2 separate regions of the Homo sapiens genome follow, and region 1 is linked to region 2. The links are chromatin loops, found by intact Hi-C in ENCODE. Cell type or tissue: sigmoid colon. All regions are shown on one strand. Links, peaks and the distances in the headings refer to the core of each region. The heading gives the core; the rest is flanking DNA.

Region 1 (2,914 bases), core at 182-2,681, 66 kb after region 2:
CTGGTGGGGAATGTAAAATGGTGCAACCGCTATGGAAAACAGGATGAAAGTTCCTCAAAAAAATTAAATGTGGCCAGGCGCGGTGGCTCACATCTGTAATCCCAGCACTTTGGGAGGTCGAGGCGGGCGGATCACAAGGTCAGGAGATCGAGACTATCCTGGCTAACATGGTGAAACCCCGTCTCTACTAAAAATACAAAAAAATTAGCTGGGCGTGGTGGCAGGCGCCTGTAGTCCCAGCTACACGGGAGGCTGAGGCAGGAGAATGGTGTGAACCTGGGAGGCGGAGCTTGCAGTGAGCCGAGATCGCGCCACTGCACTCCAGCCTGGGTGACAGAGCAAGACTCCATCTCAAAAAAATAAATAAATAAAAATTTAAAAATTAAACATAAAATTACCATATGAACCAGCAATTCCATTTCTGGGTATATACCCAAAAGAATTGAAGGCGAGGACTTGAACAGATACTTGTACACCCATGTCCATAGCAGCATTATCCAAAGAGACAAAAGATAGAAACAACCCAAGTGTCCGTCAACAAATGGATGGGCAAACATAGTGTGGTCTATCCATACAATGGAGTATTATTCAGCCTTAAAAAGAATACAATACTGCTACAGGCTACAACATGGATGAGCCTTGAGGACATGGTGCTGAGTGAAGTAAGCCATACACACAAGAACATGTATTGAATAATTCTACTTATATGAGGTACCTAGAATAGTTGTAAAGAGAGAAAGTAGAATAGAGTTTGCCAGGGCTGGGGAGGAAGAGAAAATGGGAGTTAATGGTTATAAAGTTTTGGTTTGGAATGACAAAAAGTTCTAGAGACAGATAGTGCTTGATGGTTATACAACATGGTGAACGTACTTAATGCCACTAAATTGTACACTTAAAATGGTTAAAATGATAATTTTTATGTTGCATATATTTTACCATAACAAAAAGTTACCTCAATTTAATGTGTTTTAAAAAGCCAAAGAGACTCAGAATACTTGGAAGAACATCCCAAGAGGAAAGAGAAAGAGGTCTGTCCTCAGGAAAAGAACCAGAGGGGAAGGCATTTGGAAGCTGTCCTTCAGGAAGGAGATGGGAGGATAGACTTTAGGCCAGTCCAGAGGAGAGATATGTGGCAGGACAAGTCTCTACCCTATACAAGTGCTTCCGGCAAGCCCTCAGCACATGACATAGGCCCAGAGAAGGATGCAAAGAATTCTGGTCATAAATTGTTTTCAAATATCAAATAAATCATATGTGCACATGCACAAACATGCCTTCACAACTGAGTAAAACCAGACTCACCTTCAAATATATCAACAGTTTTCTCAAGCGCCGTTAAAAATCAGGCATCGGACCTCTGGCTGCGAGAGCTGGTTTGATGGGAAGTTAGATCAACCCCTCATCTCTGCACAGTTTCAGTCCTGTCCAAAAGCTCCACTCTGGGCACCTGTGAGTATCTCCAGGGCAGGCCATGACGTGCTCATCTCTGTGGCTCTGTGCCTAGCCCAGAGCCTGGCACACAGCCAGTATGAAAAGAAGTGTTTGCTGAAGGAATGCTGATTTCAACTCAGTGCCTGATCACTTTAAGTAAGGAGACAAAAGACATTATTCCCAATGATGGTGAATGATGAAACCAAGGCAGAGAGAAGCACACAGCCTCCATCCAGTGGGACCCAGGCTAAGACTGACCTCTCCACTCCTAAACCTTCCAGTTTCTCTGGCATCATAAATCCACGCTCCGTCCTCATAGGATGCATGCACTCTCCTCTTCTGTGGGCGTCTGTTTGCCATCTTCCTATGTCCTGCACTCCCCCTTCTCTTCTTTCTGCTTAGGTTTTTCTGACACTCTCTGGAGCCAGTGGTATCCGACCCTGCCTAGCCCTTCTCCTCCAGGGTCCTTGAAGGACTGGCGAAACACTGGATGGCCTGACTCGGGCCGAGGGCACTTACAGTGCTGCCCGGATTCTCCCGCAGCCTCAACTGCACTGAAAGTCTGGGCCAAAAGGGAGAAGAAGGGGAGGTCAGGAGAAGTCCATCTTTAAGAACCCGAAAGCAGAAGGCAGAAGTCAATGGCACTACCATTTTTCATCTCAGAATGGAGTCAGGATTCACAGAGCAGAACCTAGAGCTGTAAAAACGCTGTAACACTCGATCATCTCTGTGACTCTGTCCCCCTATCTCTGTTCCTCTCCTCTGTCTGTGTCCCCACAGGAATTAGGAGGGTCATAACCTTTAAGACAAATTGGACCTGCTTCTGGTCTATGAAGACAGGAAAGAAAAAGTGGACAGGTGGGAGTGCAGGATCTAGAAATACTGAGTTTTATGGGGACAGGACTGCAAGCACATTGAGTGAATTACAGCAGCCACCTCCAAGAAGAGATAGTGTGATCTGGTGGTTAACAGCAAAAGCAGGAGCCCTAAGTTCCCGTCTGTATTGCCATTTACTAGCCCTGTGAGCCCGGGCAACTTATTTACGTTTCTGAGACTTAGATATCTCTGAGTTGTGACAAGAGTCTTGAAACATTTATAAGCACTTAGCATGGTGCAGCCATCGACTAAGTTCTCAGGGGGAAGTAGTCATTAAATGGTCTCATTTTGTTATTGTTAAAGGGGGTTGAGCCCCTGGGGCCTGCAGCAATGAAGGAGAGGCACAGGAAGGGCTGAGCACCTGGAAGGCCCTTGTAGGCACCCCAGCATGGCCCCATCCAGAGTGGCTGCATTTCACAACCCCCAACATTTCCCCTGAAGCACAGACAGTCCCAGCCACTCCCACTTCCTGGTCGGCTCTCCCTCTTGAGTCACTTTTTTGAGTGGGGCTGAATGCATGAGTCTCTTCCTCCCTTTCCCACTAAGCAGCTGTGTGACTCTAGACAAGTTTATCTCCCTCTCTGTGCTTCAGTCACCTCATCTGTAA
Region 2 (2,914 bases), core at 161-2,660:
TCACGGTAGCCCCTGCCTCCTGGGTTCAAGTGATTCTCCTGCCTCAGCCTCCCAAGTAGCTGGAATTACAAGCATGCACCACCACGCCTGGCTAATTTTGTATTTTTAGTAGAGATGGGGTTTCTCCATATTGGTCAGGCTGGTCTCGAACTCCAGTCAGTGGTCATATTTTCCATCAGGGAAGGCATATCCGTGGGTTTTCCATGTGCATGGGCAAATGAGGGGCAGAGATTATTCTAGTTTTAATGAAGACGTTCAAGAAGGCAATGGCTTTGTGCTGGTTCTCAATGGAGTGGTTCACAAAAGTATACCAACAAGGAAATTTCATCTCAGCAAAGTTCTCTGTTTAGGGCATGGATGTCAATCTGGAAACGGCAAAGCCACTACTGATGGTAACATCACTATGGGCCAGGCAGTGTCCCAGGGGTTTTGTATTCATCATCTCCAACTCTTCTTGTCAGGAAGGCAATTTCTCCCCCAGGCCTACTGTTCACCCCTCTGCTATTCACGGGGGCACGTCCTTTCCTCTCTCTGCCCCGTCTCTAGGTCTCCCTGTAGAAGGAGTAGCTATTATAACTAGTTACTCTCAGGGACATTCAGTGGGCAGGCTTACTGTGCCTCAAAGACACGGCCTCCTCCTTCTTTTATTTATTTTTTGTTTTGTGGCTGATAAGAAAAAATGGACCACTGCCCTCTGAACTTTGCTTGCTATTTCCCCCAACTTTCTCTTGTACCCTCAGCCTCCATGTGGAAGGCAAACGGGGCAGACTTGTTTCCCTAGACACAAAATCAGCATCCTCATCCAAGCAGGACTGATGGCTGGAGAGCTGCTCCTCAGAGCGGTTTAGGTTCAGCGGGAGGGGACAGGGAGGCCTCGAATGGGAGGGGGTGGTGGTCAGGTGCTTGTGGAGCTCATTAAGAAAGGGACAACCTCTTTGCCATTTGGATATTGTGCTTTGGGAGTAAGGTGTGTCCTGAGAGGCCCTGGAAGGGTAGACAGGTAGACAGGAGCAGTTAGGCCCAAAACTAAACCCTGAACCCCTAACACTCATAGCAAACCTGCATTTTTATCCCCATTCCTACAGATGAGAAAACTAAGACTTACTCGTAAATAAACTACCATTGTTGACCTTACAATCTGGCTGGAAACAGATAATTAGAACATATCACGAGAAACAGAACAGTTAAGTGCCAAGCTCTGGTGGAGGTTCTAAGTGCCAGAGGTCAGGATATATTTTTGAGTGCTTCTGCTTCCAAACATCACTCTTTCAAAACAAAACACAAAGATCCCCAACCAGCATTTCTGCCCCCTGAGGCACCAGCAAGGTATATAAACGGGCTTGCAAAGTTTGATATACGGTCTCCAGCCTGGCTTTCTTTAGTCTGGGCTCAAAAGCCAGAACCTCTGGGGGCCAGAGAGCGCTCTTTGTTTGCCAAACAGCATTCTCGCACATCCTGTTCTACAGCACCGTCAGTTTGGCTGTGCCCCAGAAAAGTGCAAGTGACTCTTACAAAGCAAGAAAGTAGGCCACAGTCCCCATCATTTTTCACGGCTTGAGGCTCCCATTCCCTCTAGATTCGTTTGCCTTGCCGAAGCATTTATCTCCGCTGCCATGGGCTCTGTGATGGGGTCTGGATTGCAGGGAGAGGTGACAGGCGGGGCCCCTGGCACAGCCACACCGGCACCTCCACCAGCCCTCAGCAAAATGACAAAGTGGGCCGACCAAGCTGGCGTTTAGAGCCTCACACCACTCTCTGTGCCCCTGCTCTGCCCCTGTCTGGAGCCCTCTGTCCTCAGTGCAGCTGCCAACAAACCCCAGGAATAACTAAGTAGCATGCAGTGCCCCCGTCTCTCCCCTCCCAGAGACCCCCTTCCCATCCCACCACATCCACACTGCCTTTGGCAAGGTCTTGTCAATCACATAAGCTGTTATTGATCATTATTCTCTCCTTCCATTCTTGTGTTTATCACAGATAGACAGCTATCAACTCAAGCATCTGTTCAGCAAAGGATAACCAGAGCTAGCCGGGTGCGGTGGCTCACGCCTGTTATCCCAACACTTTGGGAGGCCGAGGAGGGTGGATCACGAGGCCAGAAGTTCGAGACCAGTCTGGCTAACATGGTGAAACCCTGTCTGCACTGAAAATATAAAAATTAGTCAAGTGTGGTGGCGCACGCCTGTAGTCCCAGCTACTCAGGAGGCTGAGGCAGGAGAATCGCTTGAACCTGGGAGGCGGAGGTTGCAGTGAGCCAAGATCAAGCCACTGCACTCCCGCCTGGGTGACAGACCAAGACTCCGTCTCAAAAATAATAATAATAAAATAAAAAATAACCAGAGCTACCATACCAAATCGATACTCTTTCACTGGAAAGCAAAGAAACTTGCCATTTTAGTTACTCTTTGCAGCCTTATCTTAAATAAATGGGCAGTTTCCATTAGGTGTTTTGAAATATTAAGAAGTGCTCTCTGGCCACCATTATGCCTGTTATGAGATCCCAGCATGTGGGAGCTCCAGGTTGGAAATTACTGTGATGATGGGTCATAGTATTTTTCCTCTTAGGGACACCTGTATTTTCCTTAATTTCCAAATATTCTTCAAGACGCAAACTACTGGATCTCAAATCATTAGATTTCAGGTAGCAAAAGTGGAAACAACAGGGAACTGGGAAGGCTGCAGCAGGCCCTCTGTGGTGGCCCCTTTTTGCCAAAGTTACGAGCCGTCTGAGGATGCAGGGTGGCAGATATTTGGTCCTCTTTGAGGATCAGAGACAGGAGAGAGAAAGTGAGTACATGTCACAGTTACCATGTTTATTCAGCCACTGAGTGTCTGCTATGTGTCAGGCCATGTGCTAAGCAAATAAACAGTCAACTGTGCCAGCTAGGAATCTGTGGATACAGCACGCTTCTCCCAT

What was found. Peaks named below come from ENCODE experiments on the same cell type or tissue, not always from the same donor. Only the 100,000 strongest peaks of a DNase experiment are listed, where the experiment ranks them.
Region 1: it touches region 2 in a loop (2.1-fold over the local background); 6 of 110 quality-filtered maps call a loop at or near these places.

Annotation. Positions count from the first base shown.
Region 1 is chr12:2,094,603-2,097,516 of GRCh38, reverse strand. All of the region lies in intron 1 of CACNA1C (calcium voltage-gated channel subunit alpha1 C), which reads right to left. Among named protein-coding and RNA genes, the nearest start is that of CACNA1C, 43 kb to the right of the region's middle. In sigmoid colon, for the core only: no CTCF peak of the experiment used is centred there; a DNase peak (open chromatin) is centred at 1,436.
Region 2 is chr12:2,160,230-2,163,143 of GRCh38, reverse strand. The region is part of intron 3 of CACNA1C (calcium voltage-gated channel subunit alpha1 C); the gene reads right to left. It overlaps LOC107984131 (a long non-coding RNA gene), which reads right to left. Exons shown (of 2, transcript XR_001749435.2): 2 at 1-2,914. Among named protein-coding and RNA genes, the nearest start is that of CACNA1C-AS4, 62 kb to the left of the region's middle. In sigmoid colon, for the core only: no CTCF peak of the experiment used is centred there; a DNase peak (open chromatin) is centred at 1,473.